Linked DNA regions of Homo sapiens: all the other regions are linked to region 4. A link is a contact called in ENCODE Hi-C data. All regions are on one chromosome and are shown on one strand. Each heading gives the region's core, a stretch centred on a gene start or an enhancer-like site at or near the end of the contact. The rest is flanking DNA. Distances are from core to core; before and after follow the strand shown. Region 1 holds the start of TRPM7 (transient receptor potential cation channel subfamily M member 7). Region 2 has its middle 24 kb from the start of AP4E1. Region 3 holds the start of MYEF2 (myelin expression factor 2). Region 4 holds the start of FAM227B (family with sequence similarity 227 member B).

Region 1 (7,206 bases), core at 3,151-5,650, 1.1 Mb after region 4:
GTGAAACCCCATCTCTACTAAAAATATAAAAATTAGATGGGCGTTGTGGTGTGTGCCTGTAATCCCAGCTACTAGAGGCTGAGGCAGGAGAATCACTTGAATCCAGGAGGCGGAGGTTGCAGTGAGCCAAGATCGCACCATTGCACTCCAGCCTGGGCGACAAGAGGGAAACTCCATCTCAAAAAAAAAAAAAAAATTCCAGAGCAATTTCCTAAATCCAAAATTAACTGTACCAAAAAGTCAACAAAATCTCTAAAAGAACTAACAATTTAAATTAGAACTAATCATATTTGTATAAAGTACAAGAGGTCCAATTCTCCAAGTCAAACACTGTATTCACATTCAACTAATCTAATAATTGCAAAGCATCATCTAAAAGTGACACCCATCTTAAGTTCTTTTTACTGATTCACATAAATGACTCAGTTAAAATCCCCATAGTCAAGTAATGCTTATGTCCTAAACTAACCTCAACCACTGAATTTTGCTTCCCGGTACCAAACTTTTTTTTTTTTTTTGAGACAGGGTCTGGTTCTGTTACCCAGGCTGGAGTGCAGTGGCATGATCTCAGCTCACTGCAACCTCAAGCCATCCTCCCACCTCAGCCTCCCAAGTAGCTGGGACCACAGGTGCGCATCACCATGCCCAGCTAATGTTTTTTTATTTTTTTTGGTAGAGACTGGGTTTCGCCATCTTTCCCAGGCTAGTCTTGTACTCCTGGGCTCAAGGGATCCACCCGCCTCAGTCTCTCAAAGTGCTAGGATTACAAGCATGAGCCACTGCACCCTGACCCAGGTACCAAACTTAAAGCATTTGACATTTAACAGGCAGTCACTTAAAAAAAAAAAACTGCAATTTACTTATATGTTGAAAGATTTCCCAAAAAGAAAGGAGAAAAGGAAACCCAGAATGAAATAATAGATCAATGACAAAAACTAAATGACTACTACAAAAACTACTACATGAATAACATATGGGGAACTTCACAACTGAGAGATCAGGCATCAGACAACACGAATCCACTGGTCAATCTTAACATTTAAAAAAAAAAAAAGAAGCCAGGGTCAGTGGCTCACGCCTGTAATCCCAACACTTTGGGAGGCCGAGGCGGGTGGATCACCTGGGGTCAGGAGTTTGAGACCAGCCTGGCCAACATGGCAAACCCTGTCTCTACTAAAAATACAAAAATTAGCCGGGTGTGGTGGTGGACGCCTGTAATCCCAGCTTCGGGAGGCTGGGGCAGCAGAATCGCTTGAACCAGGAGGCAGAGGCTGCAGCAAGCCAGGCACTCCAGCCTGGGTGACAAGAGCAAGACTCTGTTCCAAAAAAAACAAAATAAAACAACAACAACAAAAAAAACAAGTGCAAGACTCCTTCTCAAAAAACAAAGACAGTATGTGCCTCTTAATGTAATGCAACAGAAAGTACATAGTACTATCTATGAGTATTGTCAAAGTATGAAACTAGAATCTGATCAAGTCTTTTTTTTTTGAGAAAGACTCTCACCCAGGCTGGAGTGAATGGCGCAATCTTGGCTCACTGCAACCTCCGCCTCCAAGTTCAACGGAGTCTCCTGCCTCAGCCTCACGAGTAGCTGGGATTACAGGTGCCCATCACGACGCCCTGCTAATTTTTAGTAGAGACGGGGTTTCACCATGTTGGCCAGGCTAGTTTTGAACTCCTGACCTCAAGTGATCCGGGATCAGCCTGTCGCCGCCTCCCAAAGTATGGGGATTACTGCGCCCCACCTGATTAAGTCGTTTTTTTTTTTTCTGAGACAGAGTCTCACTCTGTCACCCAGGCTGTAGTGCAGTGGCAGGATCTCCGCTTACTGCAACCTCCACCTCCCAGGTTCAAGCGATTCTCCTGCCTTAGCCTCCTGAGTAGCTAGGATTACCACGCCCGATTACTGATCAAGTCTTTAGATTAACTACTAACTAGTTCACAGGAAATAAAGAGTAGAAGCTGGGCAAAGTGGGGCATGCCTGTAATCCCAACACTTTGGGAGGTGAGACAGCCAGATCACTGGACATCAGGAGTTCAAGACCACCCTGGCCAATATGACGAAACCCCATCTCCACTAAAAATACAAAAATTAGCCGGGTGTGGTGGCTCGCACCTGGAGTCCCAGCTACTCGGGAGGCTGAGGCAGGAGAATCACTTGAACCCAGGAGGCGGAGGCTGCAGTCAGCCGAGATCGCTACACTGCACTCAGCCTGGGCAACAGAGCGAGACTCGGTCTCAAACAAAAAGAAAAAAGAAAAAAAAATACAGAGGAGAAAGAAACATGTTACATGACACTACAGGGATGCATTCAACAAAATCCAAACTGATGGAAATTCTACAAGGCAAATGATGGGTTTCTTTCAACAAATAAATGGTAAAAGACACCCCCACACCCCAAGAGAGAAGGTACTAGAGACTGAAAGAGTTACCGACCAAATGCTATGTGCAGAATTCTTTGTAACCTGATTCTAACAAATCAACTGACTAAAACATGAGACAATCAGGGAAATATGCTGAATATTTAATGATACTAAGCAATTATTAATTTTTAGGCATGATAATAATATTGTGGTTATGTTAAAAAGTCCTTGTCTTTTTAGACATAAACACAATAAAGTATCCATAAATGACATTTGTCTGGGATTTGCTTTAAAATTATCCCATTGAGGAATGATAGAAGAAATAAAATTCACATGGTTGAAGCTGTTGAAACTGGCCAATGGGTATATGGTAGTTCATTCTACAATGTATCTTTGCAAGTTTGAAATCTCCCATGTTGGCCTGGCGCGGTGGCTCACGCCTGTAATCCCAGGACTTTGGGGGGCTGAGGCGGGCGGATCACCTGAGGTCAGGAATTAAGAGACGAGCCTGCCAAACATGGTGAAACCCCGTCTCTACTAAAAATGCAAAAATTAGCCGGGCATGGTGGCTACAGTCCCAGCTACTCGGGAGCCTGAGGCAGGAGAATCGCCTGAATCCCGGAGGCGGATGTTGCAGTGAGCGGAGATCGCGCCACTTCACTCCAGCCTGGGCGACAGAGTGAGACCCTGTCTCAAAACAAACAAACAAAAAAGAATAAGGTGGAAAATAGTGAAAGACACATTATTTATTCAAAGTATTACTACATTTGTGTTATAAGTAAAACTCTTATTTTAGTTTTGTATGGCACTTGAATTAGCGTCCAGTGAAAAGCAAACTTGCCAGACTCCAGCAGAGGGAGAGTTGTTTGCATAAAGCCTATCAAATTCAAGTACTGACCAAAAATACCTACTTTGCTCTTCATGTCCCTGATGTAAATGACTTTCTTAAGAAATCTTCAAAATTGGTTCCTGATATCCAAAAATAAAAAGCTCTATCGGAAGCTGCAATGCACCGCCTCCCTCTCTCCATTCCGCACCTTTCGGTTTAAAACACGATCAACTGTTCTCTGGGGCAAGGGATGCGGTAGTTCGACTTAAATCCTGACTGACAGTACATTGTCTTGGTCCCCACAGAAGCCTCCCCCCACCCACCAAAATCCTTAATTCTTGCTAAAGAAAAAAGATCTACCATCAATATTGTCAAATCCCTCCCTTTTGGTTCCAAAAAGGAAATGTACCTGTAGAGTATCCGCTGCACAGCAAACAAGGCACTGCTCCAAACCCGTGTCCTCTACCCCCTTTTTGCACCCTTCTAGCCCTCCCTCCCTTTTTTCCATGTAAAACTTGAGCAGAGCATTTGGTTCCCTTATCTGCCAGCAACTGGCGCCAGGAGGACCGTGCTCCCAGGAGATGCGGAGCTTGTAGGCTGAGCCCTGCGTCGGGCGCGCTGAGGCCGCTCAGCTGAGCCCAGCCAGGTAGTCCCGGGCTCGCGCCTCTGCCGCCTGGAGAGGCCCTCGCTGGGAGCCGAGTCTCGGCTCAGGGGATTCCCGCGAAGAGGTGTCGCCTCTAACTTGCTACCTGCTCCCGCCCCTCACCCCAGAACGAACTGCACACCCGTCCCGAGAGGACAAATCCGGAAGCCTCAAGGCAATTCGAGGGTCCTTCGCCGCATGGAACGCGGCTCCCCACACACTTGCCTGCCAAGTCTCTCCTTTACCGCCCGCAACCCCAGAACCATTCCCCGCCCGGGCCTGCGTGGGTCCAGTACCATTCTCCTCACGGGGCGGACTCCGGAAGGGCAGCAACTCCACCTCCTCCTCCTCCGCGGCCTGTAGCCATCTATCGGGAAGCGTCTCCGGAGGCGGCAGCAGAGGCCGCCGGACAAGGAACGCCCAGGGAAACCTTCTCAGAACTAACTCAGCTCCGGCGCTAGCAGCAGAAGCCGAGTCTTTCATAATTGTGCGACCAACTCCTCCGGGTGACTGGCCACAGGGACGCGCCCGCGCCCGCCTCCGCCGGCGACGGGGCTGGGGACGGACCACGTGAGCGGCGCGGCGCGGCGCGTGCGTCGCCGCCCGCGGGTCGGGTCACGTGAAGGGCGCGCGCTCCCTCGATTCCAGGCCGCCTCCCTGCGCGCCGCGCGCACGCGCTGGGCAGGTTCGCGCCGCCACGCCGACCGCCTCTGGGTTCCCAGAAAGTGGTGGGGTGTTCACGCCGTATCTCCGTTGGGTACCTAGGCGGGACTTAGACAAACTTCAGCCTCAGCTACGAGAGTGGAACTTGGGGAATCGGAGGTTGAGGGTTAAGGTTCAAGGCTTGCGGATCCAGTCTGGAGTTGCTGTGTGGGCTCATTCCGCTAACTAGGCCTGGCCTGTGCCGACTCGCTCCAGCAAACTCGAGTGTCGCAACACACTCTGTGTGCTTCAGAGCGAGTAGAGGCTTTAAATGTTACTCTCTCCTCGTCCAAAATGCAGAATCATCTTTTTACCCCAATCATGTTCTTTCTCTAGCCTCTCCTGTTGCTGCCGGTAAATATTCTTCTTTGTTTAACTATGGGACTGTCTTTTTCCCTCCAGAGATACTCACCCACATACACGCATACACCACACCTTCTGCACCAAAAACTGGGTTGTTCCCTTGATGTAATATGTACCTATCCACCTTTCCATTTATTTTGCTGTCACACATGCCAAGGTTTGGCTATTAGCAATGGTTTACTAAATGTTATTCCTTATCTACTGGGAAGACCACAATCAGTTTAATTTTCTTAAAACTGCTTTAACATCTTTCTGCTCCTGAAGTCTTCGAGAGTTCCTCAATCTGACCCTCAGGGATCTGACTGTCTTATCTCTTTTTTAAAAACGACTTTATTTTAAAATAATTGACATGACAAACTGCACGTATTTAAATGTCCAATTTGATAAGTTTTGACATACCTGTGCACCCATGAAATCACCATAATCAAATGAACGTATTCACCTCTAAGTTTCCTCCCCCCCCTTCATAATCCCTTCATCTCGTCCCTCTCCATCACGTCCCTTATCAACTACAGATCTACTTTCAGTACAGATAAGTTTGCACATGCTAAAGTTTTATATACGGGAATCATACAGCACGCACCTTTTTTTTCCGTCTAACTTCTTTCATTCAGCATAATTATTGCCTCTCAAACATTATGACCCACAATTCACTGAAGTAGGATCTTCTCTCAGAAAAAAAACTAATCCACCCACTGGTTCCCCCAGCTTGTGAACAATCTTCAGGTATTGTGTATTTCTTCCCCATCTGGCAGGTCCAGCAGAACCAAGACTTAAAAATGTTTTAATATATGTGTCACACTAAATTGTCAGCCTTGGGGAAGGCATCTTGACTAATTTATGCATGCAGTCAATAAATGTTTATCTTCTGGATTTCAGTTGGGCCTACACATTTCCTGCCTGTAGGGAGTTTATAATCTAGAAGGTAGAGGCAGACAAACTGGAAAATCAAAATAAAATGAGATTAGAGTGCTTTGTTTCGTTAGAACTTTGTAACTCTGGTCTTTTTGTACTCACGAATGCTTCGCTCCTTAGTTGGATGGTGTAGAAATGAAACAAGATGAGCTCCTTGGCACTTGCCAGAACTCTTTGGTAAATTGGAAAATTTAGAGTTAGAAATGGGGAACAGGATTGGGTGGGCGCGGTGGCTCATGCTTGTAATCCCAGCACTTTGGGAGGCCGAGGCGGGTGGATCACCTGAGGTCAGGAGTTCTAGACCAGCCTGGCCAACACGGTGAAACCCCGTCTCTACTAAAAATACAAAAATTAGCTGGGCATGGTGGCAGGCGCCTGTAATCACAGCTACTCGGGGGGCCGAGGCAGAAGAATCGCTTGAACCCAGGAGGCAGAGGTTGCAGTGAGCCGAGATCGCGCCATCTCACTCCAGCCTGGGGGACAAGAGCAGGACTTCGTCTCAAAAAAAAAAAAAAAAAAAGAAAAAGAAAAGAAATGGGGAACAGGATTTATCCTTAATTGAACTAATCAAAATAAATTCCTTAATTTTCAAGTGATCAACCAGCCTTGAAATTCACAGATGCTGACTTTCAATCAGCAATCAATTCTGGAGAATGAATTTATTCATTCAAAAAATATGTATTGAGTCAGGCACAGTGGCCCATGTCTGTATTCCCAGCTACTCCAGAGGTTGAGGCAGAAGGCTCATGTGAGCCCAGTTCTGGGCTGTAGTGTGCTATGCGGATTGGGTGGCTGTGCTAAGTTCAGCATCAACGTAGTGACTTCCTGGGAGCAAGGGACCACCAGATTGCCTAAGGAGGGGTGAATCAACCCAGGACAGAAATTGAGCAGGTCAGAATTCCTGCTGATCAGTAGTTGGATAGTGCCTGTGTATAGCCACCGCACTCAAGCCTGGACTACGTAGCAAGACCACGTCTCTTAAAAAAATATCACGCCAGTAATCCCAGCACTTTGGGAGGCCGAGGCGGGCAGATCACAAGGTCAGGAGATCGAGACCATCCTGGCTAATACTGTGAAACCCCGTCTCTACTAAAAATACAAAAAATTAGCCGGGCGCAGTGGCGGGCGCCTGTAGTCCCAGCTACTCGGGAGGCTGAGGCAGCAGAATGGCGTGAACCCGGGAGGCGGAGCTTGCAGTGAGCTGAGATAGCGCCACTGCAGTCCGGCCTGGGCGAAAGAGCAAGACTCCGTCTCAAAAATAAATAAATAAATAATAAATCTTGAAATATATATATTTATATTCAGTGTCTAAGAATATGTCAGGAGCAGTTATAGTCAGTGTTCGGTGATGACAAGATTGATAAATTCAGTGCTTCAGAACATGTTTG
Region 2 (6,642 bases), core at 2,863-5,362, 1.3 Mb after region 4:
AAACTCAACCAGCAGCCGAAAGGCAAGGGAACCCAGTGATGCAATTCAGACAATTCAGCCTTTAGGATATGGATCAGAGTAGAAAGTAGAGTTGGGTGAGCAAATGGGAAATATCCAGCACTTCTATCACAAAATATCAAGTACCTTCTCCTCACTACTTTTTTCATGCTATTTTATATTTTTATTTTGCTTTCCAGTATATACATGAACATTCATATACATGATATAAATGTAATTTCACAGTAACCCTATAGGGTAGGCAGGAAGATATTTATGCTTACTTAGAAATAAGAAAACTGAGGCTCAAAATGGTAAAGGCTACACATCTGAAAACAGCTTGGATTTTATCACAGGTTTTCTGGGTCCCAATGTGGGGGGCTCTTGCCACCACTTCACACTGCAGACATGAGGGAATCTGGTAGTGATGCTGGTTCCCCCACTCGAGGCTTCTAGGAATCTCTTTCTCCTTCACTGCCCCACCTGCATTCCCCTTGAGCTGCATTCTCTTCTGGAAAAGGTGACTCTCTTCTTTGACTGAGGAGCTCAACCCTTGCTCAAGGGCATACAATGAATTTAGTCTTCTACTAGAGTCATTTATTTGCATTTTTCACTGATTTTCAACCTTTTCAGTGGCAGGGCTACTTAGTCTTGATTTGGGGGCCTTGGAGAGACAAATAAATAACAGCTGTTACCCATCTGAATTCCTTTTGAGAAACAGACACAAAAATCAGACAGACGGAAATAAAAGCATCAGCTTTAATGAGGGTGAGGACAGAGTAGACAAGCTGCCGGTCAGGTCTCACAATCAGACTTCCTAATACAGTCATGCACTGCATAAGGACTCTTTTTTTTTTTTTTTTTTTTTTTTTGAGACGGAGTTTCACTCTTGTTGCCCAGGCTGGAGTGCAATGGCACGATCTCGGCTCACCGCAACCTCCACCTCCCAGGTTCAAGCGATTCTCCTGCCTCAGCATCCCTAGTAGCTGGGATTATAGGCATGTGCCACCACGCCCGGATAATTTTGTATTTTTAGTACAGATGGGGTTTCTCCATGTTGGTCAGGCTGGTCTCAAACTCTTGACCTCAGGTGATCTGCCAGCCTTGGCCTCCCAAAGTGCTGGGATTACAGGCATGAGCCACTGCCCCCGGCCAAGGACTCTTTAATTAATGATGAACACATATATGACAGTGGTCCCTTAAGATTATAATACTGTATTTTTACTGTACCTTTCCTATGTTTAGATATGTTTATATACACAGACACTATTGTGTTACAATTCCCTAGAGTATTCAGTACAGTAACATGTTGTATAGGTTTGTAGCCTAAGAGCAATAAGATATATCACATAGCCCAGGTGTGTAGTAAGCATCTAGATTTATTTTATTTTTATTTTATTTTATTTTATTTTTTTTGAGATAGAGTCTCACTCTGTCGACCAGGCTGGAGTGCAGTGGCACAATCTCGGCTCACTGCAACCTCAGCCTCCCGGGTTCACGCCATTCTCCTGCCTCAGCCTCCCGAGTAGCTGGGACTAAAGGCGCCCACCACCACATCCGGCTGATTTTTGTATTTTTAGTAGAGACGGGGTTTCACCGTGCTAGCCAGGATGGTCTCGATCTCCTGACCTCGTGATCTGCCCGCCTCGGCCTCCCAAAGTGTTGGGATTACAGGCGTGAGCCACTGCGCCTGGCCAGCAGCTAGATTTATTTAAGTGTGCTCTATGATGTTTGCACAACAAAGAATCACCCGGTTCCAGGTACCGGTCCCTGGCCTGTTAGGAACCAGGTCACACAGCAGGAGGTGATGGCAATGGCGGTGAGCAGGAGGCGGGCATTACTGCCTGGGCTCCACCTCCTGTCAGATCAGTAGCAGCATTAGATTGTTATAACAGTGCAAACCCTATTGTGAACTGCACATGTGAAGGATCTAGGTTGCATGCTCTTTATGAGAATCTAATACCTGATGATCTGTGGTGGAAGTTTCATCCCAAAACCATACCTCACCCTTCCAGTCTGTGGAAAAATTGTCTTCCACAAAACTGGTCCTCCCCTGGTGCCAAAGGGGTTGGGAATCACTGACCTAATTACATATTTCTCATAACGTATCCCTGTCTTTAAGTGATACATGACTGTACTTGACTCCTGAACTTTTTGGGGAGGCAGGAGTGTATGTGTGTGGGGAGGTGCACATGCTTCAGCGGTGGGGTTGGTGGGAGGATGCACCTGTCTAGTGGGCAGGCTAGTCCAAGAAGGTTGCAAAAAGGGCTGAGCATGCTCAGTTCCTTCCTCAGTGGTTCAGTCAGATGAGTCACTCCTTCCTTGGGGAGAACTGAGAGGGGAAATAGCAGGAAGCTAAATGCTGTCTTCACAATTCTTCTGAAGTGGAAGTTTCTATTTTATGGACCTGGGAGAGGGAGAAAATGGCTTCCCCAACAACACTGCTCTTAGCAGTACAGATGGTCCCCAACTTAAAATTTTTCGACTCTACCAGGTGCAAAGTGATATGCATTCAGTAGAAACCATACCTTGAGCACCCATACAACCATTTTGTTTTACTTTCAGTACAGTATTCAATAAATTGCATGAGATATTCAACGCCTTAATATAAAATAACTCTAGGCTAACATAAGTGATCTGAGACTTTTAAGGTAGGCTAGTCTATGATGTTCAGTAGGCTAGGTGTATTAAATACATTTTCCGCTTATGATATTTTCAACTTATGATGAGTTTTTTGGGATGTAACCCTACTGTAAATCAAGGAGCATCATCTGTATGTAACACCTTGCTCTTAGCAGTATAGAAGGACTACTGATGCAATTAATTCTGTCATATGATCTACGTAGTTTTTGAAGTTTTGATTCTCGTTAGTATATTAGTACAGGGCTGGGCGCGGTGGAGTATAGCCTCAGGCTTCAACAGTACTATCACTTCTTTGGAATGTTATTTAGTTTCTTTTTAACTTGATTCATTTTTGATCCCTTGGTCAGTTCCCATAATGCTCTGGATCAGGGCCTGCTTGAATATTAAATTCCCATTGTTTCCTTCTGGGAAGGTCTCTGCTTATCCAATCTGGAGCCTATCTTTCTTCCTTGTCCTGGATCTGGTAGACTATTGAGAAAAGTCCTTACAAAGATTTCCTGGGAACTGGATTTTTAAAATGAGTGCATGTGGGAAAATACTCTCCAAGTGCAAAGGGGACTCTGTTTTTACCTCTACTTATATTTCCAGCTCCTCGGGGAAAATAAAAGTATTACAGGTCAAATCTCTTTACAAGTAGCTCAACTTGACTGTCTAAATATGTGGTATGGAGTAGAGTTTTATTTCATGGATTACTGCTTGCACTAGGTTAGACATAAACTGGGCTGTGGAGAACTTTTGGTTAAATAGAGATTTTCATTGCAAAGGTATTTGTTGTAGAGGAATTTACCCAGTAAACAGATATCTTCCAGCTAATGTTTTTACCAGGCTGATTCAGACCGGGTAGCAGGAGCGGGAAAACACTGTGGACACAGTCTGCTGGCTAGCGGTCAAGGCAGAGGCAAGTCTGGCACAGGCAAAAGTCTGTGTGAAATGTGGACCTGAGTCATGAAAGGAGGGGAAGAAACTAGTATGTGTCATTCTGAAAAAGCTCTTCTTAGGGCTCTTTGGGCTGTAACCACTGCCTCTCTCCATAGAGAGTCACAGGGCCTCACTTGGCTCTTCCTGCTGCATTTTCAGACTTAAAAGGAAGCCACCGGCCGGGCGTGGTGGCTCATGCCTGTAATCCCAGCACTTTGGGAGGCCGAAGCGGGCGGATCACGAGGTCAGGAGATCGAGACCATCCTGGCCAACACAGTGAAACCGCATCTCTACTAAAAATACAAAAATTAGCCGGGCATGGTGGCGCATGCTTGTAATCCCAGCTACTTGGGAGGTGGAGGCAGGAGAATCCCTTGAACCAGGGAGTTGGAGGTTGCAGTGAGCCGAGATTGCGCCACAGCACTCTAGCCTGGCGACAGAGTGAGACTCCGTCTCAAAAAAAAAAAAAAAAAAAGGAATCCACCTTCAGGCAAATTCCCTCCGCCTCTCAAGAAAGATAATAAAACAAAATGGAGAGTCCTCGTCTCTAAAAAACCTGGGTCAGGTTTTGAATGAACGCAGTACCGTGACCCAGCATTAGGGGCTAGGAACGTCCACAGTCACGACTGAGGCTTGCTGCTCTGGCGCCCCCTTGGGCATGAGAGTGGAACTGTATACAAAGTTGCCTAAATCCCCACTGCTGCAGTCCCCAGAACACCACCCAGTGTCTCTTTTTCTAGGCCTTTCTCAGCCTGGAGAGTTTCCTAACTTTTTGCCATTCCCAAGGTTTTTCTCTGACCACCACCAAACCCTTCTCAATCTACTAATTTTTCTAAACAAATTATTTTATCTTTCTAATTCTGCATGCATCTCTAGTCACTAAGCCCCAGAAAGATCCTGTAGCAAGCTGTCAATCAATAATAAATTAGCATTTCTGAAATTCATGAGACTTTTTCTTAGTTTTATTGAAATATATTTTATGTACCATAAGACTTCACCCATTATAAGTGTACAGTGAATAATTTTTAGTAAATTGATAGCTTTGTGCAACCACTGTCACAATCCAGTTTTAGAACATTTCTAACACCCAGAAAATTACTTGTGAGAATGTGCAGTCAAAAAAAAAAGAAACAAAACAAACAAACAAAAAGAGAATTTGCAGTCAATCCTCACTTGTTACCTTCAGTTTCAGACAACTACTGATCTGCTTTCTGTCTCTAAAAATTTTCCTTTCCTGGTCATTTCATATAAATGAAATCATACACTATACAGTTTTTTGTGACTGGCTTCTTTCACTTAGCATAATGTTTTCAAAGTTCACCCATGTTGTAGCATGTGTCAGTACTTCATTCCTTTTTATGGCTGAATAATAGTCCATTGTATATAGATAAACTACATTTTGTTTATTCATTCATCAGTTGATGAACATTTGGGTTGTCTCCAGTTTTTGGCTATTATGAATGATGTTGCTATGAACATTTCTATACAAGTGTTTGCATGAATATATGTTTTCATTTCTCTTGGGTAGATACTTAGTAGAATCGCTGAGTTGTATGGCAAATCTATTTAGCTTTTTAAGAAACTGCCAAACAATTTCACAATGTGGCTGTTCTATTTTATATTCTCATCAGCAATATGTGAAGGTTTTCCCATAACTCCTCCATCACTAGGTATTGTCTGACTTTTTGGTTATAGCTTAGTGGGTGTGTTAATGCTATCTTATTGTGGTTTTGACTTGCACTTCCCTCATGACTAATGATGTTGCGCATTTTATCAAGTGATTATTAGCCATTTACATATCCTCTTTGGTGAAATGTCTATTCAAATGTTTACTTCATTTTAAAATTAGATTATTAGTCTTCTTATTACTAAGTTATGAGTTCTTTGTATATTTTGGATATAAGCCCTTTATCACATACATCAGTTATAAATATTTTCTTTCAGTCTACATCTTTTCAATTTATTATGGATGTCTTTTAAACCCAAAAGTTTTAATTTTGATAAAATCCAATTTGTCAGCTATTTTTGTGAACTGTGCTTTTGATGTCATATTTAAGAACTCTGCCTAGCCCAAGGTCATAAAGATTTTCTCCTGTGTTTTCTTTTTTAATATGAAACTCTATTTTTCTTTTTTTTTTTTTGAGACAGAGTCTCGCTCTGTCGCGCCCAGGCTGGAGTGCAGTGGCACGATCTCAGCTCTCTGCAAGCTCTGCCTCCCAGGGTCACACCATTCTCCTGCCTCAGCCTCCTGAGTAGCTGGGACTACAGGCGCCCGCCACCACACCTGGCTAATTTTTTGTATTTTTAGTAGAGACGGGGTTTCACCATGTTAGCCAGGATGGTCTTGATCTCCTGACCTCATGATCTGCCCACCTTGGCCTCCCAAAGTGCTGGGATTACAGGCGTGACCACTGCGCCTGGCCTCTCCTGTGTTTTCTTTTAGAACTTTTGTAGTTTTACTTCTCACATGTAGGTCTGAGATCCATTTTGAGTTCCATTTTGTATATAATGTGAAGTAAGAGCCTAGGTTCACTTTTTTGCATATGGATATTCAATTGTCCCAATACTATTTGTTGAAAAGATGGTCCTTTCTCCATTGAAATGTCTTGGCTACTTCATCAAAAATCAATGGACCATAATTTCTGAACTCTCAGTTTTATACATGTCTATCTTTACACCAATACTACATTGTCTTGATTACTATCTGTTTATAGTAAGTTTTGAAACTGGGTATTGTAAGTCTTCCAGCTTTGTTCTTCTTTTTCAAAATGTTCCTGGATATTACATATAAAATTTAGGACCAGCTGATTCATTTTTCATTTTTGCCAAAAAGCCTGCTGCAGTTTTTTGCTTGTTTGTTTTAGAGATATGGTCTCACTCTGTCATCCAGGCTGGAGTGCTGTGGCATGATCATAACTCACAGTAACCCTGAACTCCTGGCTTCAAGTGATCCTCCGCCTTAGCCTCCAGAGTAGCTAGGAGTACAAGCACGCACCACCGTGCCCAGCTAGTTGTTTTATTTTTATTTTTGTAGAGATAGGGGTCTCTCACTGTGTTGTCCAGGTTGGTCTCAAACTCCCAGCT
Region 3 (6,682 bases), core at 2,415-4,914, 1.4 Mb before region 4:
ATCCAAACAGATAATTTTTCCAAAGAAGACATACCAACGGCCAAAAGGTATATGAAAAGGTGCTCAATATCACTGTTCATCAGGGAAATACAACTCAAAACCAGACTGCAATATCACTTCATACCTGTTAGGATGACTTATCGAAAAGTCAAAAGATAGCAACTGTTGCTGAGGACGTGGAGAAAGAACCTTTAGATACTGCTGGTGGGAATATACATTGGTACAGCCATTATGGAAAACAGCATCAAGGGTCCACAAAAAATTAAAAACAGAACTACCACATGATTCATCAATGCCACTTCTGGGTATATATCCAATGAAAATGAAATCACTATCTCAAGGAGATATCTGCACTCCCATGTTCGCTGCATCATCCACAATACCCAAGATATGGAAACAACGACTTAAGTGTCCATTGACAGATAAATGATTAAAGGAAACATGATATATATTATATTTTATGTTTACACAACACATCCACACTGGAATATTATTATTCAGCCTTACAAAAAGAACAAAATCTTGCCATTTGCAACAACAGAGATAAACCTAGAGGACATTGGGCTATGTGAAAAAAGCCAGACTCAGAAAGACAAATGCTACATGATCTCACTTACACACAGACTTTTAAAAAAGTCAAACTCAGAAGCAGAGAGTAGAAGGGTGTTTACCAGAGGTGGAGGGCAGCAGGGGATGGGGAAATGTTCTAAGGGCACAAACTTTCAGTTATAAGATGAGTAAGTTCTGTAGATCTAAGGTACAGTATAGTGACTATACTTAACATATTTACTGTATACTTGAAATTTGCTTAAAGAATAGATCTTAAGTATTTTCAACACCAAAAAATATGGTAGCTATGCGAGGTAACAGATACGTTAATTAGCGTGATTGTGGTAATCATTTCACAATTTATTTGTATACCAAACCATCACACTGTACACTTCAAAATATACAATTTTTGTCAATTTACCTCAATAAAGCTGGGGGAAACAGTTCTAGTCTTTATTCCTAATAAAAATCACTCAGCTAAAGAACACATTACCTTGCTCCAATGCTTAATATTTTATAGTACCCTAATATAACTCTCAATCTCTACCTACTCCAAAGTTATACTTAATTACACATGAATAATAAAGTTATAATAATACTGCTCTTTTCCCTCCTATTCATTTTTAAGAAAAGGAGAGCTAGTATACCATTTGGCGTTAAAGAAGAAGACTACAGTTGGAAAACGGATCTTTTCTAAAGGTGTGAATATGCAAACTAAATTCCCTGTATATGAGTTTCATAAGCATGAAAGTTCACTTCTGCATTTCTTCCACAAATATTTACTAGGCCTTAAGAATACAAAGAAGAATAAGACATAGTGGTCTCCCACCCTCAATAACTATGGATTAACCTCAGCAAATATTATTTCAATCCTGATGACAAGCAGTACTCTGTTCAATTCCAACCAATACATAATTTGGGGCAATATTATGGTAATTTTTATAATCAACAATGAATTATTTTTATTATTAAAAGTATATGGTAATCAACTCAAGGTTTATGTATTGGGGTTGTTATCCACTCCTACTAGTTCACGAAGTAAAAAAAAAAAAAAAAAAAAAAAGGACTAGGTCGCTAGTTATTCAGTTTGAATGACTCATGCTGGACCATCACAAATCTTCTTATGGAATAGACAGTAAGAGAAATCCCTGAGAGTAAATTGGACTCGATTCAACTTCTGGGAAAAAGAGAAAGGGAGAGGCGAATTATAAGCAATATGGAAATAATCTGTATTTACTAGTAATATTTCTTCATTTCTTCACCTTATATTTTTCTCTTCCTAAATTAGAAAAGGATTCTTTCTCCACCTTTCTCCTTTCTCTTTTCCTGTCTTGCTAAATCATGAAGAGACTTTAGAAGGGAATAGAAAATCTGATGGAGGTTTAGATACCAAACTTCCCCTATATCAAAACTAATCATACCCAAGTATAGGAGGGCTTCTCTCTGTAATTCAAGGCTGCACTTTTTGTTCAGGAGAAAAGGTGGCATGTATACTCGTGTTTAGATATGAATAGCACATATTTTTAAGTTTATCATTCCACCGGTTTTCATTTCTATTTTTAATGCCAAATTCCAGAAAGCCCACATTTTGGCAAGCATGGTAGAAAGCACTTCATTCCCTTTCTGGTTCCTCAATTACTGAGGTGCACCACTCTTCATCCAGGAATAAACTCCACTAAGTTCCAATCTCTTATACCTGCACCTCTATTCTCCTAGAAGATGCTGCCGATCCTGTTCAAACTCATTTGAGAGCAAGAGTGTCAAAGAGCTGGGGAGAGCTACCCCATCTTTTTTGCCACCAACTTTTACACAGACTGGTCCAGTTCTTACCATACAATTTCAAACATGCTTATACAAAGGTCAGAAAGACCTTTCCCTTGTCTATTTTACTGTGAGCATATATCTATTGCTTTCTGCTCTGAGGCATAACAGAGAAGGAAAAGGATGTTTTCACTTAATTATTAACATACTTTCAACTTCAGGTTTAAGGAGGTAGGCATATGAAAGTAAGCGCTTAACTTCATATCCTCCCACAGGACAGGAACAAAGGAGAGCATAACATTTCCCTAGAACCAGAAATTATTATGGATTGGGGTCAACTAAATTCTTTATAGGCACTGGTGACAGCTGCGACCTTAAAAGTCTTCCTTCATTTGGGAAAAAAAAAATCTTAACCATCTATTATACCAAACTTAAGATAATCATACACTGAGTTAAAAAAAAAAATACTCTCCACAGCTGACGCACATTACCCAGTGGGAAGGGAAGCCACGCACATCGCACATTTCCCTTTTTAAAGTACGTCTAGCCAATTCAAGAGTAACACAAAACATAGAGTCTAACAGCACATTATTAAACTTCCTCTCGGTATAAATCAGTTTAAAAATGAACATACACTTTAGAAAACAACAAAACACTAAACTTGTGAAGCTCAGAAAGAAGCCAGGAATATTCCTTTTAAATATGTTCTCGGTGGTTAAGAGGAAATGTCCGATGATGTCATCCCTAGATACTCCCTAGTGATGAACACTAACTACTGGTCCTTAAAGGGGGACCATTTTCCTGCAAACCGTGGCGGTCGCTGAGCTTTGCTCAAAGATTCTTTAACCAAAGTCAGGGAAGAGGGGTGTTCGCTGTCTCGGGCTAGAAATCAGGGAAGAGCGCTGGTCCCCGGGCCCCCAGCCCCGGCTCCCAGACCACAGGCGGCCAGGCCTGGGGCGGGCGGGGAAGGGCCTGGGAGCGGCCCAGCTGCACCTGCTCCTCAGGAAGCCGATGGCCCGGGGGCGGGCCGGGGTCTGGGGGTGGTTGTCCCCCATCGGGGCACAGCCCGGCCTCTAGCCGCCCGGTAGACTCCCCGCCCCCCACCTCGCCCCGGTTCCCGGAGGAAAAGACAATACATTTTAACGCCATTGGAGCTGCTGCTGTGCTGCGGCTGCTGCTTCTCCGCCTCCGCGGGGTGCGGCTCTCGCCGCGGCTCGCCCGGCGGCTCTGCGGGCTGCAGGTGCGGGCTGTCGCCACCAGTGGCCCCGGGCACCTCGGCCTTGTTGGCGTCCGCCATCCCGCCGCCGCTGCCTCCGCCTCGGCCGCCTGAGCTGAGGGGCTCCGAGCGCGACAATGGCGGCTGCCGGGGAAGCGGTAACGGATCCCGATTTGAAAAGGCCCCGAGCGCTCAGTAACCCGGATCTCGCGAGAACCGGTCGAGACTGGGTGACTGGGAGATGGTGTGTGCCGGGTGCGGGGGGTGGGAGTGCGGGGGGAGGGGAGCCATGGGAGCTGGGGTCAGGGCCGCTGTTGCTGCAGTCGGCCCTACACCTGCCTGGGAGGGCTGGACCAGTCCTGAAAGCCCCCGGTGGTGGTGCCATGTCTGCCCACCAGCCCGCCTGTCGCTTGGCACCAGTGGAGTCTTCGCTTGCAAAGCGGGATTAGACATCAAAGCCCTAACACCCAGACTGTTCAATTCATTCCAGGTAGGGGCAGTTAAAGAACACACCACTTTGCATCTTTAAAGACTTCTTGCAAGTCCTCAGACTGCCTTTAGAAATCCTTTGAATTAAGCAAATATAAGTCTCTTGCCATTTCAATGCCTAGGCACCCTTCGGACATTCCATAAATAGTTATTGATGACTGATTGCAATTCACCAAAAGGAATGACTTTGAATTTCTTTGAGAATTATTTGTTCTTAGGGGGTGAGGATTTCCCAGGAACTCAACTATCAGCTTAGTAAGAGAAGACTGCAGTTTTTCTCTGGACATCAATCAATATGGGGAATCCATAATTATAAAATATCGTCTACTAGATGGGCTAATAATGGACATTTGAGGTTTTGACTGTGTGTTTATTGTATACTGATGGAAATTCTAGTGAAGTAGTTAGTTATACGCTCTCAAATTTAATTGCCATATGGAGTTTTAAAATACAGTCGTAGATTTTTCCCCCTAAGTATGAAAAGGAAACCGTTAAATTTAATCAACTCCTAATTCTCGAGTACTATAATCTTTCACATTGACATAACCTTTTTCAGCTGAAAAGTTTAAATGCCTTCCCAAATTTTTTTTCCATGAAGAAGCAAACACGTACAGTTTAGTCACTTTGCAGAATATCATACACACATCAGTGGTAAAGTTATAGTTAGAAAGTAATACTCAAATAACATAATTTCATCTTCGGCTTTTCAATGTGTAGTTTCCTACCCTCTACCGAAAAATACCAAGTTCAGCTACTTCATCACACACACACATACACACACACACATACACAAACACACACACACATAATCAGAACATTTTAATGATAAGAATGCTATTGTAGTTGCTGTATAAATTGTTTCTCATTCAACTCTGAGACATAAGATTTATAATCGCAGAAAGGGCATTCAATTGTGACAGACAAAATCTGGGTTAGAACCCCAGCTCTGCCTCTTTTTGCCCATAACTCCCTGGGCAAGTCACCTCATTTCTCAATCTCTCTACAATAAATAGGGATAGCAATACCGACCTTACAGGATTGAGGTGAGGATTAAAAGAAAGCACTTTATGTAGGAAAAAGTGCTATATGAACATAATGTAATATTACAATTCTCTATCTCCCTAAGCTCAGCAGGGTTTTAGTCAAAGACAAGCCAAGTGATTTTTCCCACAGCACTAAATTATAAGTACTTTCAAAATAGTCATCATTCTGTTATTCTTTTGCTATTGTTGAATTCAGTATGAAAATTGAACCCCACCATCACCAGTACAATATATTCTTGCAAAAATCCTTTAATCAACTCAATGCAAGATTTTTTTAAGAGGCCTTTATGCTTCAAACAGAGTAGTAGGTACATGAGGAATACAAAAATGAGTACAGCCCTGTTGGGAGAGGGCTAATGTAAAAAGTACTATTTAAGTGCTATAATACAAATAAAAGCAAAGTATAATTAAAAAATTATTTACAAAAACAGGAGACTGGCCCACATGCCTTAGTTTGCCAATTAAAATATTCCATTAAAATATTTATCTTGATTACTGAGTTTTAACTTTTGTACCCAAGACAAATGCCTCACCCGCTGTAGCTTGGTTCTAGTCCTGATAAAGAGCAGAGGTTAATTCCTACTGAGAGATTGGTGAGGGCCTTATAAAAGAGCTGGATCTTAAAAGACAAAGAATTAAGGCAACTTCTGAAGGGAAGAGAATGATTAATCTTTACCATTCCATCTGACTGCTCAATAGATTGATCTTTCCTTCCTTTCTTGCTATTAATTGCAAAAGATAAAGAAAAAACTATTAATATTCTGTTGCTGAATTCCATTTCTGTATTTGCTTGTCTTCCTCTCTACTGTTTTGGTTTGTTTTGTTTTGTTTTGTCTTTTTTGAGATGGAGTCTCGCTCTGTCACCCAGGCTGGAGTGCAGTGGCGCCATCTCTGCTCACTGCAAGCTCCACCTCCCGCGTTCATACCGTTCTCCTGCCTCAGCCTCCTGAGTAGCTGGGACTACAGGCGCCCGCCAGCAGGCCCGGCTAATTTTTTGTATTTTTAGTAGAAACAGGTTTCACCGTGTTAGCCAGGATGGTCTCCATCTCCTGACCCTGTGATCTGCCTGCCTTGGCCTCCCAAATTGCTGGGATTACAGGCGTGAGCCAGAGCGCCCGGCCTTGGTTTTTTGTTTTTTGTTTGTTTGTTTTTTAGTGCATGTAGGTACATTGAAAAATTCTTAAGTGATGCTCAAATTCTTATTTTCCCATGATTCACATTGCAAAAGCATTATCCTTTGCAATTGCACAAAATATATTACTGGTACAACTTCACATAATCACTTAGTTTTCTTTCTTACAAATTAGAATGCATGTTTATGTGTGTGTACCTGGCGGGATAGGGGAAAAGCTATTACACGTATCTAGAAATCTAATCCTAGAAATCACAAAATATTTTCAATTAATACCTTAATATATGTATCACTTAGGAATTGTGTTCATCTGCTAATAACAATAACTAGAAATAATAGTGTCTTAAGCAAGATATACATTTTTACTCTCTTAAGTAAAATAAATGCAGAAGGAGCATCCCAGAGGATATATAGTAGCTTCACAGTCATCGTGAAGTCAGGTTCCTGCTACCTTAATCTTTCGCCATCCTAGTGTGAGGCTTCCATTCTTAA
Region 4 (6,941 bases), core at 419-2,918:
AATGGATCTTTTGTGAGGAAAAAAAAAAGTGTATTAAACCACCGATATTTTGGGGTTTTCTGTTACAGAAGTAAATTCACTATGCTGGTTTTAAAACATGGACAAGAAATCTTTGCCAATCCTTTGAGAAGAGGGATCTATGTCTCCTTTCCTAAAATGGAACAGGACTTTGACACATTTGTAAGCAAAAGAAAGTGGGGGAAGTAGCACCGCGTTACTTTTTGAGGCAAGGTCAGAAAAGGTCAGGCAATTTTTGCCTTGTTCATTGCAACACTCCCTTTGGAGCTCTGAGTTTAAGCTAAGAAGTCTGACTACCTTGCTGCCATACTGTGAGGAAACCCCGGCCATATAGTTACAGAAGCTCTGCTAGCATGCCCACTCTAGTCTTTCTAATTGAGTTACCAAAGAAAAGCTGATGACTATGCCCTATTGACAACACCACCTGTGAACATAATAAAATGGTTGTTTTAAGCCACCATATTTTGGAGTAATTTATTACATACGATAGCAACCCAATGCTCAATCTAACAAGTAGTATTATTTGCTTTTTAATCTGTGCAATTTAACTACTTTGATAAAATTTAGAGTTAAACTAAAAAGGAAAATGGTTGTGAATTCTTCTTGGCTTATAGACTTTGCTATTCTACTTTCCCTACCCAGAAAATTCACCTTTCTCCCTAAATCACTGGCTTTCAAACTTTTTAAGGTTTGAAATACAGTAAGAAATACATTTTACAAACAAGCCCTAGTGCACACATACACGCATATATACAATTAAAAGCTCCATAAAGCAGTACTTTACTAACTAACACTAAATTTACTTACATGCGCTGATATTTCCAATCTATATTGTTTCTTTTTTTTAAGTTTAAAGAGATTTCCTTGCTTACAAATGGGTCAAGACCTCCACTAATGGGTCCCACACAATCCCCTTTCCAGTTGAAAAACACTGTCCTAAACCTAAATCATTCTTCAAGGCCTTACCCAAGTCCGAAAAAGAAGCCTTTATTGACCACTCCATTCTCAGCTTTCTTGAAATTCCTGTAATTTATTAAATTCCATTTTTTATCTCAGTAGTAAGAATATTGCATTTTCTGTACTTGAATTTAACATGCTTTACTTGATATCGTGAGCACTTCTAGGGCATTGTAATGTCCTTTATCTACCACTTGATAAATTCAGAGTAGTCAATAAAACATTGCTCAACATTTGACCATTGTGTTTTAAAATCTTAGTTGTTAGAGTGCACTTCCGTTTGCGCATTGTTTGGGGAGAGGCACGGACAAATGTTCTAATAACTTATCCACATATTATACTTCAAAGTGGAAAAACACAAAGTACTCTTAACTCTATATGCGTGTTTTTATGCAAACTAAATCATTAAGATACAAATGATTTTTCTAATAGCTTTCATTACCACACAGCACACGAAATAATGATATTGATATAGCCACGAAAGACTAATGTAACCAAGTTCTCACAATCAAAATATCTTTGAGGTGGGCAAAATGCAAACTTTTCTCTGGGATCAACATTTCTTCACAACTCACTGCAACTACGCCTTGACAGTATGTTTCGAGAACCGCTTCCCAATTTTGTTGTCCCAGCAAGAATCGGGAGGAAACTGGGTGAAAGGCTGCGAGGCTTGAGGCGGGTCCCGGACGAACGCGGCCCTGCCCCTCGCCGGAGCCTCTCGGGAGAAGTGCGACACCGCCGCTGATTGAGAGGCTGAGGCGGAACTTCCCGTCTAACCCCCCCCCCGCTGTCGTCCCAGCCTGTTGCTTAAGCCGCGCGGTGTGCGGTGTGCGCGGCCCCTGCCTTAGCAACGACGCTAGTAACTGCCTGGCTCCTCCCTCTGGTGTCTCCCGGAAAGCGCTCCGTCTGGTCCGTGCGCGATCACGGCCCGGCGCGTGGCTCGGGCTCGGGCGGAGCTGGAGACGTGTGGAGCTGTTCGAGGACTCGCGGGTGTGCAGGTCTGAGTACCACTCCGATCCCTGGTGGAGGTCCCCGCGCCTCTCTGGAGACCAGTGGTCTGGCCCCAGAGGTGCGGCCGCGGGAAGTGGACATTCTTTGTCAGGACCCTAGCGGAGGTCGCGCTGGGTGTCGCCTGTGAGGGGGATCCTCGGTTTCTGCGCGGTCTCTTGCTTTTTTTAGGATCTTGCGGGCCCTTTGGGAAAAAGGTTTCCAAATTTTTCCTCAAAAAAAAAATTATTTTTCCTACCAATGATTTTCGGTGCATTCCGCCCCAACGAAAAGTATGTCCTGGCAAAGTCAGTTCCCTAGGAACCCCATACTTTATTTTATTTTATTTTTAGTATTTGGAGTGGTTTGTGGGGGTTTGGTTATCACGGAAGGGGAAGCGTAGTACAGACGTAGAATTAGTGATGCCATGCAGTGTATTTAAAATATTGAGGTTGTGGTTACATAATAAGCAAAAGAGCCTGTTTCTTACGTCTAAATTATTTATTGGGAATGTAGGACAAATAAGGAAGTATATTAACATTTTCAGTCGCCAGGCCCACAAAGTTGGATGGTAAAATCAATACTGTAGATCGCAGCATGTAAGGACTAACCCAGTGCACCATGAAAACGAAGGCAAGACAGTTTGTTACCATATGGCGGGTGGTGTGGGAGAGGCCATTGATCCTATATGAAAAAGGGTACTACTACCTTGGATTATGAAAAATGAATGTTGGACCTGTAGGTCCTATGTGACCAAGTTCTTAAAAACACTCTAAAGAAAATTGGAAGTGGTTTTTTTCTAATACTGAATTGGTCCACAATATAGGACAGGGGAGTCTGTATAGTGTTCCATTGGGAGGTGAGTCAGCTTACAATAATGGAAGAGGTAGAAGCTTTTTGTTATTATTTTGGAGAAAAAAAAATTGCCAGCCTGCCACTTGTGCTAGGCTGCAGACGGCCCATAAAGGTAGTTTGTCAGATACTTCAGTAGTGAGATGCTTACTGGATGTGTTTTGCAGAATGGTTTTGATTTAGTTAACAAGTGTTTGTTGAGTTCCTGCTGTTGCATAAGAATCAGGAATAGGTGAGATCAGGGAAGGAATCTGCTCTTACAGAGTTGAATGCTGGAGGGGATAGATTCACTAAAGTACCTCCACAATAAATGCATTTTTCCATGTCAAATATGTGGAACTAATAATAAGTACTCAAAGAGGTTTAAGACATTGCTGTGGCCCATCTATGAGTTAATAAGGAACTGAATTAGAATCCTGACTTTGAGAGTGAAGATAGAGGATTATATACAAGGTAGATGCAACTTGGTGAGTATAATTAATTTGGGGTGGAAATTGGGTAGAAGGAGGAATAAAAAATTAATGTATTTTTAGCCTTAAGTTCCAGAATGATGGACGCACCATCAAGGTGTTAAAATTGTTAGTTCCTTAGGAACAGTCTTTATGTTTTCTAAGTCTTTTTAGCCCCCATGACTCAAATTGTACTTCCTTGCACATATTTGATGTTAACAAGTATGTTTTAAAAATTTTAAATAACCCCATTTGCAATAAAATCATTTGCAATGATTTTCTCACAGTCGAGGCAGGCTGTTGGCTCGGTTAGGACAGATGCCCTGATCATGTAGTTTCAGAGACCACTGGAGGGAGCTGCCCATGATTTACAATTGCTGGCCTCTTCTACGTGGCCACCTCAGCCATAAGTGAGAGTATATAGGTGAACTAAGAGGTGGAGCCATAAACATTTCTCTTTTACTGTCTTACAGGTATTTGTGGTGGTTGATTTTTCTAGAGGAAGGTTATTTATATAAAGCTTCACTAATATCCATTTAGTTATGTGGATAGCAGGTCCATGAACTGCAAAGTGATATTTCTGAGGTATCTCTAGGAGGAATGCACTTTCAGTGCCCTAGGATAACTCCAAAAACTCACCAGTAGTTTTCTGTTAAATGTCAGGCAACCACAGTAACTTTCATGACATCCACAGGAACTACATTTTTCAGTCCCACTATGCCTGGGCCTTTGAGTGGTACATGCATTCCCACTAAATAGCTACTCCATTACCCAGGGAAATGAAGTCAGGTTGAGCTACTCCAATCAAATTTCATTTTTTAGGATGAATCCCATCATCTGAATAACTCAGGACTATTAAAGCCTCAAAATGTTTCTCTGTAAGAACCTCAGGCAACACCAGGACAAACCCAAAGAGAGTTTAGGTGAAACTTAGCTTCGTATGTGCAGCAAAGAGACGCCAACAGAGCATTTGCAACTCTCATTTCTGGGGACTATTAGGATCTCTTCCCAAGCTTTTTTTTTTTCTCTGTTTTAGAGATGGGATCTCACTTTGTTGTCCAGACTGTTCTCAAACTCTTGTGCTCAAGTAATCCTCCCACCTTAACCTCCCAAATGCTAGTATTATAGGCATGAGCCACCATGCGTGGCCCTTCCCAAGCTTGGAACTTCCTTACCTGGGTCGTAGATGGACTCTAGGAGATCTCCAAACCTCCTGAAATTGTGTGCAAAATATTGTGTCTGTATATGCATTTTCTAGGGATGCGGTTTAATATTTTCATGTGATTCCTAAAAGAATCTGAGGCTCAAGAAAAGAGGGCATCTTAATATCCTGCACTTTCAGTCATTGAGGGCATGATCACAAAGATCAAAGCCATTTTTAGGCAGGTGAGTTGGAGTGGCAGTCAGAAGTAGGTAAGATTTTCTATTTGTGAGGCAGGAACAAGGGATTGGACCATTGTTCTTAAATACTGCTTTCTTACCCAAAATGCAAATCTGTGCGTAATCAGTACACAGCAAAAATATTTACTGTATTTTGTTTTTCCCCTTGGGTACATTTGGCAAGTGCCTTTTTCTACTATAACCGGCGTTTTTGTATCTCTTTATTTGTATCTCAAACTCACTGGGACTTACAATCTTAAAAAAAAAAAGAAAAAGAAAAATTCATTTGATGAGTAATTAAATTAGTGCCACTAACTTCTTCTCAGCAAATTATGTTGTATTTTATGTTTCTCTGGACTTTTTGTTCACTTTCTGTTTGGGAGACCACAAAATGTTTCCTGCTGGAGTCACAGCATTTCTCTTGTCCCTGTTTCTACTTAAAGTGCCTGGAGCTTCGTAGTTAAACCACAATGCCAGAAGGCTTTATAATAAGAGAATTATTTTACAGCTGTGGAATGCATATCGAATCAATAGGGCACCAGTGTTGTTTCTCCCTTGAAAGATATCTTCCTTACAGGGTATACAGATAGCAATTTTGGCAGCCATCACCCTTCTTTGAAGAAAATATTAAGTGGGAAAGTTATTTTACCATTTTTCTCTAGTACTAAAGAATCTGAATGATGTATGTTTTTAAAAAACATAAATTCTTAGAGTAAGTGGACATTAATGTTACTCTGTAAATTTTTAAAATTTATAGGATAATATATTTTACCTTATGGGATATTTTACAAATTGTAATGAGTAGTAGATGCCTCTTATTTTTTATTGGATATGAAGTTTTATATGTATATGCACACATGTACACAGACACACTCACACATATGTAGTGTGTGTTTAAGTTGGAGAGGGTTATATCTTTTAGAACATAACCAACTAAATTTTGCCAATTCCACTAGAATCTTCTATTTTTCATTAATGTCAATTCAAAGTCAGAGCCAACAGGGTTGAATATATCCCTGTCTGATGCTAACGTGAAACCATTGCATTCCTAATATCTGGAAAACAAAACTGCCATCTCTGGAACAAAAAAGGGTTCTTGAAAAATGGATTCTCAGTACCTGAACTTTATATTTGAAATAACTTTCAGTTTATTGCTTTTAATCTTATGTTTTAAAGTGTGCCAATTTGGTGGTTTAAAACATGTTTAATAAGTACTAAAACAGCACACAATTGTGACTTAAATTGAGTAATTTTCTTTGTAGACTGAGTAAAATGTTTTCTGTTTTTATTTTTCCTTCTCTTGATACTTTTTTTTTACAGTGCACCTATGATATGTGTTTTAGAAATAGCCGTTAAACTTTGGTTTGAATGAAGAATGTCTCTCAATCCACCTATATTTCTCAAACGAAGTGAAGAAAATAGTTCAAAATTTGTGGAAACAAAACAGTCACAAACTACTTCCATAGCTTCAGAAGATCCCCTTCAAAACTTATGTTTAGCATCTCAAGAAGTTCTTCAAAAAGCTCAGCAAAGTGGGAGATCAAAATGTCTCAAATGTGGTGGTTCCAGAATGTTCTACTGCTATACATGTTATGTTCCAGTTGAAAATGTACCTATTGAACAGATTCCACTTGTGAAGGTTAGTAAGAAATTTAATTGTTTGAAAGTATGAAAATAGATTTTTTAAAAACATCTCATGTATACCTACTCTAATTGATAAACTTAATAAATAATGTTATTATTGTTAGAAACAAGTGCTTGTTGCTGCAAAGAAAAACTAGCACTTAGACAGAAAATTTCTCAGCAGGGCACATTTACTTCTGCAGAAGGGTGCTGCGCCTGATCGCAAGAGCACACCGAACAAAGGAAGGAAGGGATTTTTAACCCTAATGCAGTTCCTGTCCCTGTGTCCTTCCCTTATTGGCTAGGGTTGGACCACACAATCAAAACTGATTCCAGTTGGCTAAGACTTAAAATTTTCCAAATAGGGTAAATGCACGATTTGTAAAAGGAGGGGTTAGGAGTGGTCTGTCCACTATAGTATAAGGCATGTCTGGACATGTTTGGCCATGTCAGGGCACAACAAGAGTGGGAGGGTTGTTTGCAGGCTGGAAACGAGAGTACAAGGAGCTTGGGCTTCTGAACAAAGAATAAGAACATCACACAATTAAACATTTTGAAGAGGAATTTATCATTCCTAGCATGAAAACCAAGTGTATTTATGGAAAATTTAGCCCTACAGACCACTAAACCTCTTTGTTTTTCTTGTCTCTGGGTCTGAAATGGTGTTTTTAATGA

What was found. A loop is a pair of places that touch in the nucleus more often than their neighbours do. Pooled maps may share reads with other maps.
Region 1: a loop to region 4 is called in a map of CD8-positive, alpha-beta T cell, with 21 times the contacts of the local background. The contact joins the promoter of TRPM7 here to the promoter of FAM227B in region 4. A Hi-C loop is called at or near these places in 4 of 168 maps with a recorded cell type or tissue (CD4-positive, alpha-beta memory T cell, CD8-positive, alpha-beta T cell and naive thymus-derived CD4-positive, alpha-beta T cell), 3 of 37 single-sample maps with no recorded cell type and 12 of 50 pooled maps.
Region 2: a pooled map shows a loop between it and region 4 (7-fold over the local background). The contact joins the enhancer-like site here to the promoter of FAM227B in region 4. A Hi-C loop is called at or near these places in 4 of 37 single-sample maps with no recorded cell type and 7 of 50 pooled maps.
Region 3: a map of B cell shows a loop between it and region 4 (14-fold over the local background). The contact joins the promoter of MYEF2 here to the promoter of FAM227B in region 4. A Hi-C loop is called at or near these places in 2 of 168 maps with a recorded cell type or tissue (B cell and naive thymus-derived CD4-positive, alpha-beta T cell) and 6 of 50 pooled maps.

The regions. Positions count from the first base shown.
Region 1 is chr15:50,682,397-50,689,602 of GRCh38, forward strand. TRPM7 (transient receptor potential cation channel subfamily M member 7) reads right to left here and starts at 4,401. Exons shown (of 39, transcript NM_017672.6): 1 at 4,135-4,401. The coding sequence starts at 4,137. It overlaps LOC128092252, which reads right to left and starts at 4,321. Exons shown (of 4, transcript NM_001414947.1): 1 at 4,135-4,321. The coding sequence starts at 4,321. It also overlaps the pseudogene RN7SL354P. RefSeq lists enhancers at 3,489-4,353, 3,883-4,302, 4,613-4,792 and a silencer at 4,353-4,522.
Region 2 is chr15:50,881,844-50,888,485 of GRCh38, forward strand. No RefSeq gene overlaps it. Among named protein-coding and RNA genes, the nearest start is that of AP4E1, 24 kb to the right of the region's middle. RefSeq lists a silencer at 326-495 and an enhancer at 2,424-2,543. Within about 2 kb of position 4,113, at least 26 of the 41 ENCODE cell types and tissues checked have a DNase peak (open chromatin) inside an H3K27ac peak, as active enhancers do.
Region 3 is chr15:48,174,631-48,181,312 of GRCh38, forward strand. MYEF2 (myelin expression factor 2) reads right to left here and starts at 3,665. Exons shown (of 17, transcript NM_016132.5): 1 at 3,447-3,665. The coding sequence starts at 3,607. It also overlaps a transcript of CTXN2 not described here. RefSeq lists silencers at 3,007-3,176, 3,207-3,636, 3,807-3,906 and an enhancer at 3,609-4,260.
Region 4 is chr15:49,619,150-49,626,090 of GRCh38, forward strand. It overlaps FAM227B (family with sequence similarity 227 member B), which reads right to left and starts at 1,669. Exons shown (of 16, transcript NM_152647.3): 1 at 1,551-1,669. It overlaps DTWD1 (DTW motif tRNA-uridine aminocarboxypropyltransferase 1), which reads left to right and starts at 1,899. Exons shown (of 5, transcript NM_001144955.2): 1 at 1,899-1,973; 2 at 5,964-6,282. The coding sequence starts at 6,019. RefSeq lists enhancers at 2,011-2,130, 5,977-6,941.